2 separate regions of the Mus musculus genome follow, and region 1 is linked to region 2. The links are chromatin loops, found by intact Hi-C in ENCODE. Cell type or tissue: left cerebral cortex. All regions are shown on one strand. Links, peaks and the distances in the headings refer to the core of each region. The heading gives the core; the rest is flanking DNA. Region 1 overlaps Igf1r (insulin-like growth factor I receptor). Region 2 overlaps Igf1r (insulin-like growth factor I receptor).

What was found. A loop is a pair of places that touch in the nucleus more often than their neighbours do. Peaks named below come from ENCODE experiments on the same cell type or tissue, not always from the same donor. Only the 100,000 strongest peaks of a DNase experiment are listed, where the experiment ranks them.
Region 1: a loop joins it to region 2, with 3 times the contacts of the local background. A loop is called at or near these places in 3 of 42 quality-filtered maps.

Annotation. Positions count from the first base shown.
Region 1 is chr7:68,043,818-68,052,631 of GRCm38, forward strand. All of the region lies in intron 2 of Igf1r (insulin-like growth factor I receptor), which reads left to right. Among named protein-coding and RNA genes, the nearest start is that of Gm51488, 89 kb to the right of the region's middle. In left cerebral cortex, for the core only: no CTCF peak of the experiment used is centred there; DNase peaks (open chromatin) are centred at 1,134, 4,920, 5,540, 5,634 and 1 more place; H3K27ac peaks cover 2,849 bases.
Region 2 is chr7:68,094,103-68,102,916 of GRCm38, forward strand. All of the region lies in intron 2 of Igf1r (insulin-like growth factor I receptor), which reads left to right. Among named protein-coding and RNA genes, the nearest start is that of Gm51488, 39 kb to the right of the region's middle. In left cerebral cortex, for the core only: no CTCF peak of the experiment used is centred there; DNase peaks (open chromatin) are centred at 4,181 and 6,513; H3K27ac peaks cover 1,394 bases.

The DNA.
Region 1 (8,814 bases), core at 264-8,263, 50 kb before region 2:
TTAACTGTTATCCTCTAAACGTGTCTCAGGTGAGTTGTGTTGCACAGGTGATAGTGATAAATATAAAACGGATTGTTTTTAATTATTAGAAGTGATCCATTATTCAACAACAGTAGCTAATATTTCAGAAGAAAAAACTAATGAAGTAGAAATTCAGGTGAGATCAGGAATGTGTCTAGGTTAGAGAACCAGGGAAATTTTGATATATCCCCCTTATAGAAAATGTGGCTTCACTCTCAAAAGTGCAGTTATAAAGTTAATTGAATTTCTCACACACACACACACACACACACACACACACACACACACACACACCCCAGCTACTTTTGGCTTAGTTCATTTAGTTTTAAAGTTATCTGCGGAGAGATTGAGAAGAATTCCGTGGTAGCCAAGCCATGGTGAATTAATGTTCCTCACAGATGGTTTTATTTCCTTGTATAATATTATTTGGATCACAAAGCACATAGCTTGGAAAACGTGAGCAGGAGGCCTTTCTGCTGTAGAGAAGTGATAACGTCAGGATCGCCGGATGTTTTGTTTCTTCTTGTTCTCCAGTTTGTCTTTCTTAAAAGGATGTAGTTGCTGGGCACTGCTTGGCCCCTTTCACTTTTGGAACAATCTCTGTTTGATACTGCAATGTTTCTGTCATTTTTAAGAACCTTTCATTTCTTACGAAAGCCTTGACTTTCCTTTGATAGGAATTCAAAGCCATTTACAGTGTATAACTTAACTCCTTTACCTATCTCTGTTGATGGTTTTCTACTTCATATTTCGTTCTTAATTAATAATGTTATCAGCACATTACATTGGATGAGTATCAGGACGTGGAGGTGGACATGGAGGTGACTGTGTGTGGACATTTTTTTTCTTTCCCTTAAAGAAAAAAAGACGTAGCATGAGCTCCCTTGTGGTTTCTGTTCCACTCTATTCCTGTCCCGGGGGCTTTGGACATAGAGGCCTCCTTTAGTGCCTCCTGTGCCCTTTCTCATTCTTCAAGTCTTGAGTCATCTCCAGGATGTCCCTGCCAGCAGTCTGCCTGTAAGTATTGAGAGAAGTTGCAGTTTCTAAAGTGCCAATTAGAAGCCGAGGGTTGGTGGGATAGTGGTGATAAGCTTTGGGGAGACCCTCAGCTCACCTACCAGCTGCCTCAGTCTGGGAGCTGGAAGCAACCACCCAAACACCCACCCAACTATATTGGGAAGTAGCACATGCTGTGGATGTAGCTGCTGACAGGCAGGGCCTTGGAAACCCACAGTGGGGTAGTTGAAAATCCTTCTTTCTGCCATTATTTTTTTTTTTAGAAGAATGAGCTAATAATAAAATATACCAGTAATGACTGGGTTTAACACTAGGTGTAAACGTTTCATCCTTACTCAACAGGCCAGTAAGGACTGGCCATCATCATCCCCTTCCCATAGGCTAAGTGTAGTCAGGATCGAAATCCAAGCTGACCTGAAGCAGCCATCGCAGGGTGTTTCCTGCCTCCCCTTCTGATAAATTATCCACGGGGCGATTGTTTTCAAAGTTTTGTATGCCTCCGAGGTACTCTGTATATATTCACCAATATGTCGACCAGTCGGTCATTAGCTGTTTGTGCAAATGCAGGTGTATCTGGTCTCTGCTTACAAGAGCCTGTAATCCCAGCATGTGGGGAACTTGAACAAGGATGGAATCCTGGAGCCCATCCAGGGATGCTTGACAAGACCTAGCTCAGAAAAACAGAGCAAAGTAAATAAAAACTTACACATACATGCATGCACGCACGCACACACACACACACACACACACACACGCAGGCACGCACACACAAACAGTTTAGTACTTCAGGTGATCTAGGTGTGTGACTCACTGGTAGATGTCTTGATTATCATACATAGAGCTCAGATCATAGATTAAGTGATCCAAACATTGTGTGCTGGGGAGTGGGTAATATACAGGTGGAAAACATACTGTCCTTGGTCTTTGTTTTTCCTCTCAGCATGTAAAAATAAATACATGCATCCAATATATTGGGCCTAGGTTTTTTAAAAGGGAGCTCATGATATTATATAAAGGATAGTTCTTAACAGTGTTTTGTATAGTTTTAATTAATTTTTCTTGATGTATAGATCACTTGTCCATTGCAAATATTTAAATAAGATTCTAAATTATAGAAGTTCATGATTTTCATGAATGATTCTTAATTAGCTATCTTATATCGATGGGCAAATATCATTAATCTGTTTCCCTTTGCTCCTAAACAAGATGATATTAAATTCTCTTGTTAATGACTACATATTCAACCTTGTCTGTTTACTGTTGCTTTTGTGTTTGTAGATAAGGGTACTCACTGTACTGGTTCAAATAAGAACCTTCTGTGCTTAAGCAATGGACACTCTGAGTTTTAGTCAGTAACAGTGTATTCCATCTAAGGCTGTTGTGTCCATTCCTGTTCTAATTTTAATTGAGAGAAGCTGATGCATTTCATTAAATGCCTTTTGACACAATGTAATTGTGAGCTCTTGCTTTTATTTTGTGGCATAATTTATATTGATTAGATTTTGAAATACTGAGTCATCTTTGCGTTCCTGAATAAACCATAATTGTTGCTAATATTTAATGTTTTATAATAGCAGTTTTGAGATGGGTCTGTAATTCTTACTATTTTGCTGTTAGGGTTATATTTTTTTTCATATGATTTAAGAAGAATTTTTTTCCTAGAATCTATAATTATTTCTAGAATGTAGAAAATATCTGATTTTTAAATATTAACTGTAGCAAACTGCAAGATTCTGGAAGAATAAAATCTATTTTTTACCAATGAGCCCTCCTTCAGCCCTCTTAAACCTTTTCAGGGTTTCTCTGTGTAGCCCTGGCTGTCTTGGAACTTGCCCTGTAGACTAAGCTGGTCTCAAACTCAAAGGTCCACCTACCACTGTCTCCTGAGTGCTGAGACTAAAAGCCCTTGCTGCCAGACCCCCCTAAACTTTTAAAGAAAGGTTGTGTGGGGCACAGGCTAGGAAGTAGGCTACAGGCTGCGACTTGAAGATAGTGAATTAGAGATGAGTCTGGCTATAGTGTGAGATGCTGTTTCAGAAATCCGAAAGGGCAAGGAAAAGTGCTTCTGGGTGTATCGGGGTTCTTAGCTGGCCCCCCTTTTTTTATTTTTTACTTTTTCCTGCTTCCTGGGTAATCAGTGTATCTCAAGTTTAAGTTCATTGTCCAGAGGGAGTGCACTTGCACTGTTGTTATTAATACCTGTGCTATACATGATACTATCCCGTTCCTCATGAACACTTGGGCTCTTGTTCTTTCCTGATCAAGCTTTATAGAGGCCCGTGTGACTTGCTATCGTTAAAGGACTCGTTACACTAACCTTTTAGTTACCTTGTGTTTTGATTGTGGTGGGTATATATATTACTTTTGACCAGGGCTTATTAAATTGACCATCCATCTTGTTTCCCCAAACAGTGGCATCCAGTCGGAAAGTTTGTTGGAGGACAGCTGTACTCTGCACCTTTGTTTGTTTCAGTTGCCTGCTTGGCCTTTGATTCTGAGGTTGTTTAGACGTTTGTGGCCAAGTTTCTCTTTAATTTACCTTTGGATATTCTGTTATGATCGCTGCATGTACCTCTGAAACCTCTCTGAGGGAACTTACTGAGGCTGACTTGAGTCCAAGAACATAGTTAATTTTTAAATCAAGTCAGATTTTTTGTTTGTTTTGTTTTTTTGTTTTTGTTTTAAATAGAGGTTTCGTTTTCCAATTTAGTAAATCAGACTTAACTGGTTGCATTATTTTCAAGTCCTTGTTTGTTGTTAACTGTCAACTGGAGAAAAATGTTCAAGTATCTCTGTAATTGTGTGATTTTTTTTTTCACTTTAAGAATGCTTTAAAAAACAATCTACATTTACTTATTTTTGTGTATGTGTTTTGCCTGTATGTATGTATGTATGTGTATATATGTATGTATGATATGTATATGTACTGTATGCATGTCTGGCACCCATGGAAGTATGGAAGTCAAAAGAAGATAGGGAGCCCCCTGGAACTGTAGCCAAGTGGTAAGCCAGCATGTGGGTGTTGGGAACTAAACCCTGGTCCTCTACAGAGCCACTAGTGCTCTGAACTGCAGAGCCAACTCTCCAGCTCCTCCTGAGAACCTCTGCCCACTCAGACTCACCTGCTCACAGTGCCCCACGTCTGTGTTGTGTACACCATCCCTCTTTGTTGGGTTTGACCCATCAGTTGCCACACTTGTCTGCTTTCCTCTGTAACTTCAGCTCTCTATTTGGCACCTTTCTTGTTCGTCTGTTTTGTCTGAGTCTCAGGTTTGTTTTAAGGAGAGCTAGGTCATCTCCTCCCCCCTCCCCCACCCCCCCGATTGACAGTTTTATCTTTCAACAGAAGATTCTGACTTTCTTTGCTGACTGTGACAATGAATATATTTTTGCATGCCTGCTTTCTAGCGTGTCATATATTTCACACTTTCTTCTTCGTTCCCATGTTGACCTCACAGTTTGGAAAGGTGTGTTGTTCCCATCCTGTTAGTGTGTTGCCATTAAAGGTTTCATCTCCCCCACCCCTAGAAACAGATGCCAGTATCAGATCACTGACTCTCCCTCCGTGATGAGCCTTCATCTGCCCGTCTCTGTATAGTTCCCACCACGTGTACCCCAGGGTTCTGTTTCCAGAGTGATCTTTTTTACTCCTAAATTCATGCTCTGTGCCTCCCATTGTTTTTCCCTAATCCTCTGGAATATAAATTTAGTGCTCAAGAACAGTGGATTTTTTTTTCCCTGTTCTATTTAAAAGATTAAACTGAAATTCAAGACAGTATGTATGTGTGTTCTCACTGCTTTTCTATTTAGGTTCCCCTGTGCAGTCGATTCTTCTTCGATGAGTACCACCCACTGCAGTCCAGCTTGGTCGCTCTGCCCCAGGCCCATGTGCTGTCTTCAGTGAGTCATGGTTTTTGTTGGCTTGCTGATGGCTCTTCTCAGAAGTCACTCCCATCTCAAGAAGGGACTGCTAGGTATCAGATGCCCACTCAGGAAGCAGATATGCTGCAGCAGAGATGCTCTGTGGCCCTAGGATGGGGGTTCAGTCTTACCATCCACAGAGCTCCTCCTCGAGTTGCTGGGTCAGAAGAAAGACCAGGGTCTGAAATTGGTGTTCCTTGAGATAGGCTTTCATGTCTGTAAATCACAGAGATGTTGAAGCCTGCCAGAGGCTCAAGAAGCCCTAACCCAGTATACTACAGGGAAGTTCTTTAGACCACTTTTCTTGTTGCTCCTCCAGAAGCAGGGTCAAGTATAATTCTCTAAGCCATTGTCTTCCACATACGATTATATGAGAGTAAATTTCGTTTACTGTATTGTGGGATGGGAGGCAGAAAAATGTACAGATGGCTACTTGCCATTGGATGCTGCATTTGGAGTAATGGCACGCTGATGGAGCACAGTTGCTTTCAATTAAGCTGTAGGGAATTGAGTGCTTATATAAAGGGAGCATGACAGCGCACGGTTCTCCTTCAGAAAAGGCTATTTCTTACCAACCGGCACTTTCGTCCTTGTTCCAACATCACTCCATATATACTAATATGTTCTCTCAATGGAATAATCTTTGTTAACAGCATCCATTATGTGTGTGTAGGTGTGTGCACACACACAGGGAGAGGTGGCATTTCCTCCTTTCACAGCTGGAAAACATGATGCAAAGTGCCTAACCAGCTTGGCCCGAATTGGAGCATTGTCATTGGCATCTTGATGCAGGTGTTTGTGACTTAGAGTCATGCTCTATTTATACAGAGTGGCACTCGGGCACCCTAGAAAGGACTGGAGTACTAGCCTAACTCCCTGGATGTTCACTGTCATTTTAACGACAGTCTTATTTCTGTGTATTATTTGAATTGTTTTGTATATTTTCCAATTTCTTGGTAGCTGTGGGTGCGCATGCAAAAGCACCCCTGTGATTTAGTTTGATGTGGCAAAATACCGGACCCCTGTGCCACCGTAGAAGCCTCCCTTCTTTGTCTGACGCACACGTCTTCTATTGCAGTGGGATACTATAGAAATAGCTCGTGTCCTTGCGAAATTGCCAGCACAAATAAGGACCTGGAAATTGTTGCTAGGCATGTATGTCACCAGATTCATTAACCACTTCCATGACAACTACAATATTTAAATTTATTCGACTGACTTAGTGTGCATGTGTTATGTGTATATGTGTGGGCACACATGTCAGGGCACACATGTGGAGAATAGAGGACGGTCTGTTCACTCCTTCCACAATGTGAAGCTGAAGAATTGAATTTAGGTTATCAGGCTTGGTGGCACTATCCCATCAGCCCAAGGCTTTAACTTTCATTTCTCTTTCTTTCTTCCTTTCTTCCTTTCTTCCTTTCTTTCTTCCTTTCTTCCTTCCTTCCTTTCTCTCTCTCTCTCTCTCTCTCTCTCTCTCTCTCTCTCTCTCTCTCCCTCTCTCTCCCTCCCTCCCTCCCTCCCTCCCTCCCTCCCTTCCTTTCTTTCTGTAAAACTTTTTTGAGTGTCTGAAACAATGTGTTGGGTCTAAATGAATATTTTCAAGCTACTTCTAATTTCTTGTTACATTCTTTGTTTGTAATATTGTGTCAAATCTAAAATGTATAAGTGCCTACAAATGAAAGAACGATCTGCTCTGGCTACCTGAGGTTCAGCCACAGTTGGTCTGACAGATTATTCTAACCTTGCTAGCTTCTCATTTTTCCAGCAGCCTAACTGCCTGCCCCACAGTGTGTGAAGTCTTACTTGGCGTCCAGGATGACCAGTGTCTGCAGGCAGGACCACTGCCTTCGCTGCCATGCTTTGCTCGGCTATTGCATGGGAGCACTATTGGTTTTTCTCTTTAAATGAAGCATTAAGGTCCGTTTACACAGCGATAAATAAAGTAATTACTGTAGCTGTGGCATTCTGCCTAAGTCATCTTGAAAACTGAATGCAAAAATCTTTTTAATAGCTCCATAATGGTCTCTTGAAGTGTTACAGATTTTTATAACGATAGCTGTAATATAAGTGCCATTATTTACTGCGAGACTTGAACATTTTGACCATTTACATGGTACTTGTCTGTCTCCGGCTGAGCTGAGTGTGTGACGCTGTGGCACTGCAGACATGTGGTGCCTGCCAAGGGCAGTCTTGACCAGGTGTGGAAGGCCACATAGCATCACTGTGACACCAGAGTATGTCAGGTCCTGCTCCCTGGTTCCTTGGAGAAGGGTTTTTGTTTGTTTTTGTTTTTGTTTTTGTTTTTTTTTTTTTTTGCTTTTGTTTTTTTAATTTTTTTTAAGTCTTTTTTGCAAAATGTAGATTCTGTTTTGGGAATGCTGAGTCCCTGCCCAGTTTGATAGTGTTATGTAAGAAGGCACATTTCTTGTGTTTTCTGATTACCATTCTTTGAAACAGTCCAAACAAAGAATACTACAGTAAGAAAAGGGGAAAGGAAGCTGTCACTCAGCCTTTCTTGAGAGGTGTCCTTTGCTTTTTTGATGAAACTCATGAAAGCCTCTGACAGTAGTATCCGTTCTCAATGGTCTCCTCTCCTCGGGTGTTAGGTAATGGAGAGAGATGAGCGTAGAAGAACATCACTGGGCAGATTCTTTCTTGGTACCCACTCAGACTAGAGAGCCTGGCTTCCATGCTAATGGAAGGGGAACAGACCTTCTTACTCATTCTGCAGAGCGGTGTCTCAGGTGAGCCTGGCTCTGGCTTTCTATGACTGTGTGTGTTTCTAGAGCACACATGTTTCCTGGTTATGTGTGCATGGTCAAGCTTGTTGACTCTTCTGGAGAAGGCAAATGTTGGTGAGAACGCTTGGTGCATTGCATGGGATTTGTTCTCCTTGTGTCTGCATTAGCAATAAATAGACACTCCATTTGCATATTTAACACCCGTCTTCCTTCAGCCTACACCTCTTCACTCTGGGATTAGCTGTTCACTACTTGAAGCTTTTGTGTCTATGCTGGGATATAACTTTCCTCCTTATTAATCAGCAAAAGTCATTTAAAATGGTGTCATTTAAAATGAAATAGAGAAATATTCATAGTTGAGCTTTGGTGGGTATTGCCATAGTTGTTATTCTCTTTTTTTCCTGTTACATCACCTTTATTCTTGTGTGTGTGTATATACATACATATGTATAGGCATATATATGTGTGTGCATATATATATTTATATACACACTTTTATATATATACACACACACATATATATGCTCCTATAATTTTTGAAAGTAAAAATAAATTATTCATGTGCTAAAACTTTATTTCTTCACATACATGGAATGTTAGTGTATATATACATGGGAGTGCTGGGGGCTTCTACTGAACAAGGGTCATCTGGACCTCATTACAAGTAGAGTTGTTCAACACAAGACGTGGTGTGAATGTTGCAAAGTGTTTTTAGAGATAACAGATAAATGTGATCATAAGCAGTGTGACCCATCACCTACTGTTTTTTGCCTTACCCACACTATAGCAGGACTTAATTGCTTTTCATGACTGAATAGTATTCCATTGTGTGAACATAATGAATTTTTGTTGTTGTTGTTTATCCAGAACATCTGCTTTTATTGCATAAATCCAGGACCTTGGACATCTCCATCATTGTTCTAGGATGGCTATGAATGTTGTTGCTGTGTGATGAGCTCTTCTCTGTCCCTACCTCCCTCTGAAACCCACAAATCTTGCCAAGACAGAGAAGTGGGAAGGAGGCACTTGGGGATTGAGGTGAAAGTACTTGAGAGAAACATCTAGTGTTAGCGTGTGATCATCCCTGTGGTCTGGACTGGTCTTACATTCA
Region 2 (8,814 bases), core at 315-8,314:
ACAAGAGTGGATGTGCTCACAGATGACTTTCAGGGGCCTTATTAGCATCTCAGCCATGGAGGGCCTACATTTCATTTTAATTAAAAGAACAAAGCAGAAGTGGATGGGAGAAAGGCCATAAAATAGAAGGGAAAGGAACCCTTTAGTAGCTGACAGAAGCCTCTGGCTGGGAGAGTGATCAGTCTGAGTCTTTGAAAATGGGAAGGCAGCCTTTTAACATCTTTAATGGAAATGTTACAAATGGCAACCCACCACAACTCCCCCAATAAACAGAGAGTACCACCAATAAATAAATAAATAAGTGCAAAATCCAAAAACTCAACACCCCTGCCTGAGTTCCTCTTGCACCTATGTGAGGAAGACACCAAAGAGCCTGTTTGTCAAGCCATGGCTGCAAAGTGATGGGTTCTTTAAATATTTATTTTATGTTTATTTATATGCATGCGAATATCTCAGGGTGGGTATATCTATGTGTGTGGAGGCCCTTGGAGGCCTGGGGTGAACATGGAATGTTGGGAACCAAACATGGGTGCTGAGAACTAAACTCGGGCCTCAACTTATCCCAGCCCACAGCCCCAGCAGCAGGCTCTCTCATCTCTCCAGCCCCTTAAGTGCTGAAATTGAATCCTTTAGTCCAGCCTGTCCTTTTTAACCAAGAAACACACTTGATTAGTGTTACAAAAACAACTTAAGTAATAAAGGGCTTATTTTGACTTAGAGTTTCCATGGAATTAATCTGGGATGCTGTGGTGGCAGGGGCAGGAAGCTAGATGAAGCGCTTCCTGTACTTAGGAAGTGGAGTGGGGTGAAGAAACAGGAGAGCGGACAGGAAGTGGGGCCCAGCTATCAGCCTCCGAGTCTGCACCCAGTGGCTTAGCTCACTTCTTCCAGCAAGACTCCACCTCCTAAAGGTTCCATAACCTTCCCAAACTGTGCCAGCCACGGGGACCAGATGTTCACATGCATGAGCCTGTGTGAGCATCCAGTGTTGGCACTACCACAGATACTGAATGAAAATATCTGTATTCACTTTATCTCAAATTGTGAAACTGAAGATGTACACGTAAAATGGGACTATTTTATTATCTATTTATAATTTTTATTTACTTATGTATTTTTTTTTTGAGACAGGAGCTCACTACATAGGCCTGGCTGACCTAAACTTGCAGTGTATACCAGACTGGCCTCAAATGTGGGGCAATTGTCCAGCCTCTGCCTCCTGAATGCTAGGATTTCAAATATTTTAAAAGTTAATTAATGACAATTTCAAATAAGTTTGAAAATTAGAAAAAAAAATTATAGATATCTCCAGCCTAAAACTGTATGTGTGTGTGTGTTGGATTTTAGAGCCAATAGGTGCTCTTCTGTTCACCAGAACGAAGAACTTTCTAGAGGTGGCCAAAGGGCAATCTAAAGGCAGGTGAATGATAGCTGTCCTCTGATGGGAATTATTCCTGTGGTAGCAGCCCCTTCCTGATGTCCTTTCCTGGTGGAGGGCAGTGGACTTGGTACAGAAGAGAAGAAAGGAGGTGTACCCCCATTCTCTACAGCAGGGCTTCTGAAAGCCACCCTTTGTGTGTGCTGGGGCTGGGCCCGTGTCGGACAGGGCACAATCAGGCCATTGTTTCTTTGAGGAAAGCAATGGCATCCTGTTGCAATTATTTATGGAAGAAAATATTTGATGTTTTTGGAGGAGGTTGGATGTGGAGGGGGTGAGGAAGAGAAGGAGGGACTTAGCCAGTCCCACCCCCTTTAGACATCTTGGAGGATGGGACAGGGCCTCCATCGAGCCACCATTCTTAAAGGCTCTACCCTGTCTACTAAACAGTGCGTTAGGAGGTCATGCTGGGCCTGGGCTCCTGGGGTTGAAGCTGGATGTCCCAGTGCCAGCACATGTATTCCTCCAGAAGGAGGAGGAGTCCTGCCCTGCTTTCCCACCACACACATCATGGTCTGCCTTTTCAGGCCACCCAAGCCTGATTTCTCAGGCTTGCCTGCTTTCTCTCTTTTCCTCTTTCTTAGAAGCTGCCTCCTTTCTGGGGTGTGCCTCCTTTCTGGGGTGCCCCTGACTTATAAGCCTTGCCCTTGTTGGCCTCAAGCAACCAGCTAGCTCTCTTTGGGATTCTCTCAGAAATTCCCACCGTTAACCTCAAAAGCTGTTAAGCACCCGTCACGTAGTAGGTCTCAGCATTGCAAGGTTCCTGTTCCATTATCTGTATGTCCTGCACAGGCTCGTGGCCCCTCATTCGGCCATCTGTATCTGGACTTCCCTTTGCAAACAGCCAGTCATTCAAAAGCACCTGCCTGGGGCCAGTGTAGAGAAATAACGGACAGTAATACTGACTGACGACTGCTGTTCCTCACCAGTTCAGAGAGACCTTCCTTGCTTTTTGCCTGAATTTCCCATGGCTAACTCCAGTCACTCTTAGTCCCCATGCCACCTCCTTAGTGAGGCATCTGTGACTGCTCGGCTGTACACAGCACAAACCCACGTGCCTCATAGTCCTTTACTGCTTGCTTTTGTTTCCTCTGTTCAGAGTTGACCTCGTAAAACTAACTGGAGCATACCCTTACCTGCTCTGTGGCTAGATAGTTAACATTGGGGAGTTCCTTGGTGCTTCATCATATCAGGGTGATGCCCCCATACCTGTACTTTACCGTAACCTTGAACCTTTGCTGCTCCCTAAAGTGAAAGAATATAAGGAAGTACTCATTCTAGATGTTACATGTAATGATTCCCTCCTGCCCTGGATGGGCTCTTGGGAAACTAAGGTAGGCATAAGTATGGTAGCTCTCTTTGGAGAAGCGGCAGAGGGAACTGGGTCATGGGGCAAAGCATGTTCACAGACCCCCTACCTTTCCTTGTTTTGAGTTTAAGAGATATAAGCCACACAGATTATCTTATCCTGATTCGACAAGGGGCAAGACTGAGAGGTTTCTGCACTGGGTCAAGGAGACCAGTAAGCAAAGAGGGTAGGCAGCTTGGTTAATGCCAACCATGGGGCTGTCCTCAAAATCCAGGAAGGATGGAGTAACACAGTCCCTCCTGGGGAGGGTGGCATTTTGACTAGGGGTTATTAGGGGTCAGCTAATGGCAGTTCAGAAGAGGGAGGGCAAGGGCTGTGGTGTAAGTGGACTGATGGCCAGTGAACTGGAACTTGGCAAGGTAGCAAGGTTGAATGTATTAGTCCAAGCTTTCACAACAAAGTACCACAGCCTGGGTGGCTTAAGCTGCTGACGTTTCTTTTCTCAAAGTCCTAGAACTATGAGGCCAAGATCAGAGTTCCAGCAAGGTCAAATTCCAGTGAGGTCCTTTTTCTGTGTGGATGGCCATCTTCTCACAGCAGAGTGGATGGGAGAGCAAGCTTCACAGCAGAGTGGATGAGAGAGCAAGCTTCCGTGTGTCTTTCATGAAGGCACCAACCATTACAAGGCTCAGTTCCTCCTTACGGGCTCACTTAACCTTCAGTTACTACCGTAGAGTCTGTCTCTAGCAGAGTCACCTGAGGGCTTAGGGCTCTGACGTAGGAATTTGGTGGGATGAGAATGTAGGAGCTGGCCGGGGGCCAGTGGAGTAGGCAAGGGCCTACAGGCCATGACACAAGACAAAGCACTCTAGTGGGTCACACTCTGTATTTCTGCTGATAACTTTAGTTGTTTTCATCGAGCAGAGCAATTAAGAGTGAAAAATCAGGGAAAACAGTTAGGAAGTTGTTTTGAGAAGGTTTTTTTGGAGAGATTCTACTGGCTTGGAATAGAGCTCAGTTTCTCAATGCCATTGACATTTTGAGCTGGACAGTCTTTGATGATAGGAGCTGCTGTGTGCATTATAGAATGTCTATCAATATCCCTGGCCTCTTCCTGCTAGATACTGGTGGTACATCTACCCCTTGTCTATGCATCTTCCTGCTAGATACTGGTGGTACATCTACCCCTTGTCTACGCAGACACAATTGAAAAATGTATCTAGACATGGCTGGATGCAGGTAGTGCCGGGACAGAAGAGTTCCTTGTTGAGAACTGCACCCATCAGTTACAGTAACTAAGAGTAGATAGATTCAGGAATATTTAGGGACTTGTGAAATCTTGCAGGTGGGGCAAAGAGGGATAAAGGATGATTCAGGCATTTGGCTTAGATGAAACGAGAAGTGAAGTTGCCCGTTCCCGAGCTGGCAGGAGGAAGGGAGTAGGTTTGTTTGGGAGGTGTGTGGTGGGGATGGCAGATGGAGCTAGAACTCTGCCTTGCATCTCGTTAAGTCGGAGATGCCTCTTTGCCACTCAGAGGAGAGCTAAGAGGGACGGGGGATATAGATGTATGGAATACAGGGGATGAGCCAGGAGTAGAGGAAAGCATGTGGGACTGTCTGTCTGAAGCATCCTTCTTGGGATGAGATCACTTTGGTGTTGTATTCTCAGGAGCCCTTGGCACCAGTAAAGCCTACAGACCATAATCTGCCATGACTGTGTTGGAAGGTCATCAAGACATTGTTTTGGGGCGAAGGGGAGTGATTGGGCCATAAAGATTGAACCCTCCTGAGAATGCTTAGTACCCTTGTAAGAGAGACACAGAGAATTGCCCGATAACCTTCTAACAAGTAAAATCAGTCCTTTTGTGCACCAGGAAAATGGGACTGGAACAAGACAGAGACTACCTGGTTGGTTGGTTGGTTGGTTGGTTGGTTGGTTGGTTGGTTGATTGGTTGGTTAGTTGGTTGGTTGATGGATTTGGTTACAGCAACCAAAATAGGTGAAGACAAATCTGATGAATTTTTATTTATATGGAATATATCCATTGATATTTGGCCCTTAAGAAGTTAAAACTTTTAAAGACTTCTTCATTTAGAAGCAATCATAGATATGATGTGTGTCATATTTTGTTGGGGAAAATCTCTACACGCCTGGTGGGAGAGCAGTGTGGTGCTATTTTATTTTTGAAAAAAAAAATTGCTTTCATATTTGGCTTGCTTGGAGGGCGACTGGGTGTACATCATCCACCCGTACATAGCCTCTGACTTCTAGACAATTTCTGTGTGCCATCAAGAGACCACGAAAGTTAAGACCTAATCCTGGAACTAGAAAGGTTGCTGGGCTTGCTGTTCTACCATGAGGGCCAGAGTTGTGTCCCAGCACCCAAGTAAGGAAGCCCTTGACTGCCTGTAGCTCCAGTTCCAAGGGATAATGGAAACATGCGGCTCGTGGATGTCCTCTTTTTGAAACAACACAATTTAAACAGTCATTTTAGAGGAGACACTTGTGAAGGCCATTCTGCATTGCTTGTGTTAAAGGAACTATGATGGGTATAAACCAACTTCCTCCTGGCGATGAGGATCATCGCCTTGAAAGTAGCTTCACAACAAGGCCTGGTGCTCCCAGATTTTCTATCCGAGTTTATTGAGCGCCCTCTTAAAGTTAAAAACCATACACTTGCTGACCTGTAGTGCCGGTATGAATTGGGACTTAGACTTAAACACCTACAAATTCGAAGCTTGGGTATCGGCTTCTTACACTTGTAGACCGTTTACAACTATAAATTGAATACGTCTACATGCTAAATGCATGTAAAACAGTTGAAACTGAAATATTACTTTAATGGCATGAGTGATGGTTGGCCAATCCCAAGTCACTGTTCCAAATATAAACTGACCTCCAAGCGATGAGTATCTTTGAGTGATGGTCTCTGCCTTCTGCATTTCAATGGGTTTTTTCCCCCTTTTAAGTATCACAGACCTTCAGTTTGAAGAGTGGCAAGATCTGATTTGGACTCTACTTGACCGTTAACATGTTTATATGCTTAGCGTGTTCCCTTTCTCCTCTTCCCGGTGCAAATCAGGGTACAATGTTTTCTTTCCAGTGTATCTTGTTCTCCAACTGCTGATGCTAACGTCACCTGTAAGCATTCGTGGATGAGAACGCTGAGGAGATACATGCATGAGAGGATACACAAACAGACCACTCTTAAGATGTGCAACATAAAGATTAGGGAGGATGGCACAGGAGCACCTCCACAGGCAAGCAGTGCTGTGCTGTGTCAGTGGCTTGGGAATCACTCTTCCCAATTCCTGTGGGGTTTTTTTTTCCCTAACTCTAATTTAATCTTTAGACCATACACAAGAACTACACCTGTGTCACTCCCAGCCCTTTCTCTGCCCCCCACTTCCAGTTGCTCCCATGAGCAAACTCCAACCTCCCAAACTCATGACCTCTTATTTTTAATTATTATCCTAGCATGTGCATGTACACACGCATACATAACCCACTGAGTCCACGCAGCATTGCCATCTAGACAAGCGCCCAGAGCTGACCACTTGAGATTGGGCAGCCTTTGTGGGAGCCAGTCCCCGGAGGACTCTTCTTTCCAGCAGCCCTTACGTACCAGTAGCCCCCACCTAGCGCCTAGGATCTTGTGGCCTCTGTTTACTTTGTCTCTAGCCCTGTCCCTCACACTCCTGGAGGTCTTACTTGTTTGTGTTTGCTGCCTCTGTCATCTCCAGCCCTGTATCAGCTGCTCTCGATCGACTGTGTTTCGGGAATATAAATATTTATTCTTGGGCAAAGTGTATACAAGTCGATGCTAAGTAGTCTGTGAATTGGATGAGTGATACGCAGTCACAAAGGCATAGTCACTGCTAGTCACTGCAGCTGCTGCTTTGCTCCGAGGTGGAGTTGGAACTTCTTCTGGAGACAGGAGAGGAAGGAAAACTGGCTTGCTAGGTACTCGGATGAGGAAGAGGTCGGATGTGTGCTCTGAAGTGCTCTCCAGGTCTTCGTGTGCAGTTTGGCTTCTCTTGCACTGATGATGATACTAAGGTGGATAGCCTTGGTTAGCAATGCAAATAGAACTGTTAGGGGGGGGGGGCTCTAAGCCATTAGCTGACATCTGAGAGGACCAAGATTGCTTGATTTGACACCTGTAGAGAGCTTTAGTTATAGATACTCGGCCTACAGAGCCAAGACATGACTCGTGAAAGAGCGGTAGGGAACGGTCATGTGTGCATTTACACGGGCTCACATGCGTGTGGGTCTGTATTCCAGCTCCAGGCAACCCAGTCTCCTCCACAAGCGATTATACCGTGGAGGGTTTATGAAGTGCTGAAACATATGCAGAGTATGCTGCCAATAGGAGCTGCTTTATAAATGATAAATAATAGTTGACTTGGCAGAACACATCAGTTGAGATTACAAGAAAATAGATGGTAGGTCTCCAGGAAACTTTCCCTGCCTGTGCAGGGTCTGTCTGTCGTACAGCCCTTGAGCCACCCTGATAGTTACCTAGTGAACGCTCCTTGGGCAGAGCCTGCTGTGTGTTTGCAAGGTGTGTAGCCCTGGCCCTGCCTCACAGGCCTGGGCAGAGTTCTGAGTCTATACACTGTTTCGTGTTGCCTCTGGCAAGAACCAATGAGTGTAGGGTTGGAGTCATGGGCACACTTTAGGCTTGAGTTGGCTTTGTGTGCTTGGTTAATGCCACTGCATTTCTACAGAATAAAGTTCAACCATAAAAGTTTCCTGTCAAGAGCCAAGTAAGGATGAGAGAGCTTAAACATGCATTTCAACCCACTGATACTAGAAACTGGTGTGCTTTGTGCCTGGAAGCAACAGGGTCTCTAACCAGTTGGTGTGAAAAGTCCATTTTCATCTGTCTACTCGCCCATCCAGTCATTCTCTCCCATGAGGAAGCCTTTTTCCTTTGTGTTGAGGAAATGGCCCCGTTCCTAACATGTTTGCCATGCTAGGTGGAGGATCCGAGTTCAGACCATGAGCGGCCATGTTCTTAGAGGCTCAGCATGATTGCGTGTAATCTTAGTACAGAGGAGGGCAGAAACGGGCTGATCCATGGAGCTCGCTGGCCACTTGGTGATCTCTAGGTTGAGCTGCAAAATTGAGAGACAGGCACAGTAGAAGAGCTGGATACAGACCCACAGGTGCCATGAATGTGTGCACATATCAACAGGCGAACACACATGACACTGTAATGCTTTTTTGAAGTTAGTTTATTCTCTGGTAACTTATTGTGTGAAGATGAAAAAAATCAGAATAATTGACTTTCACCATCAGAAAGGGGGTTACTGTAGGTTCTAGAGGTCACGTTGCTTAATGCAGAAATAGTAGTTAGGTGACATGAATTAAGACTAATTGCTCGAGGAAAGAAGAGTGCGCTTGACTAAATTAGAAATGTTTTCTGCATTTTTTTTTTTTTTTTTGGAAGTACAAGTGCTTTAAATGAGGTTCCAGCGTAAGCTCGCATGCGGTTTCCATTTTATAGTTTTCTTACCCAATTGAAAACAAACTCTCAGGGATTTTATTGAACTTGGTCAGTTGGGACCTACCCAAGGCCGAACCGCCACCTTCTACTGGGTTCCCAATCTCCCTCTCCCGCTGCGAGGGAAGCAGCACACCCGGGCGCTGTTGACAGAGCCCTTTATGTCACCAGTTCCCGGCTTACAAACTAGGCTAGGAGACACAAAAGACACTTGGCACTTCATGACTACCTAAGACTGGCTTCTTTCTCTTCTAAAGTGACTTGGCCAGGATTGGCCTCAAGTCCCCCGAAAAAGGAGGAGACTGAAATGCAAACAGAGTTGAATAATAAAGTGATGTCATTGTGAACCAATTGGAACAGTTGGTGTCACGTGCCTGGCAGCCACTTCAAATGCCCACAGAATAAGGGTAATGGCTTAAGTCATGTTTCTTCCCTCACCCTAAGCCTGAGCAGTCCAGGGGACCAGATGCAGAATGCAGAATAGCCTCTATAGCCAGCTTAGTTGTGCTTGGAGGATGCATCTTAACAAGTTGGTTGGTTTTTGTAAATTATTATGA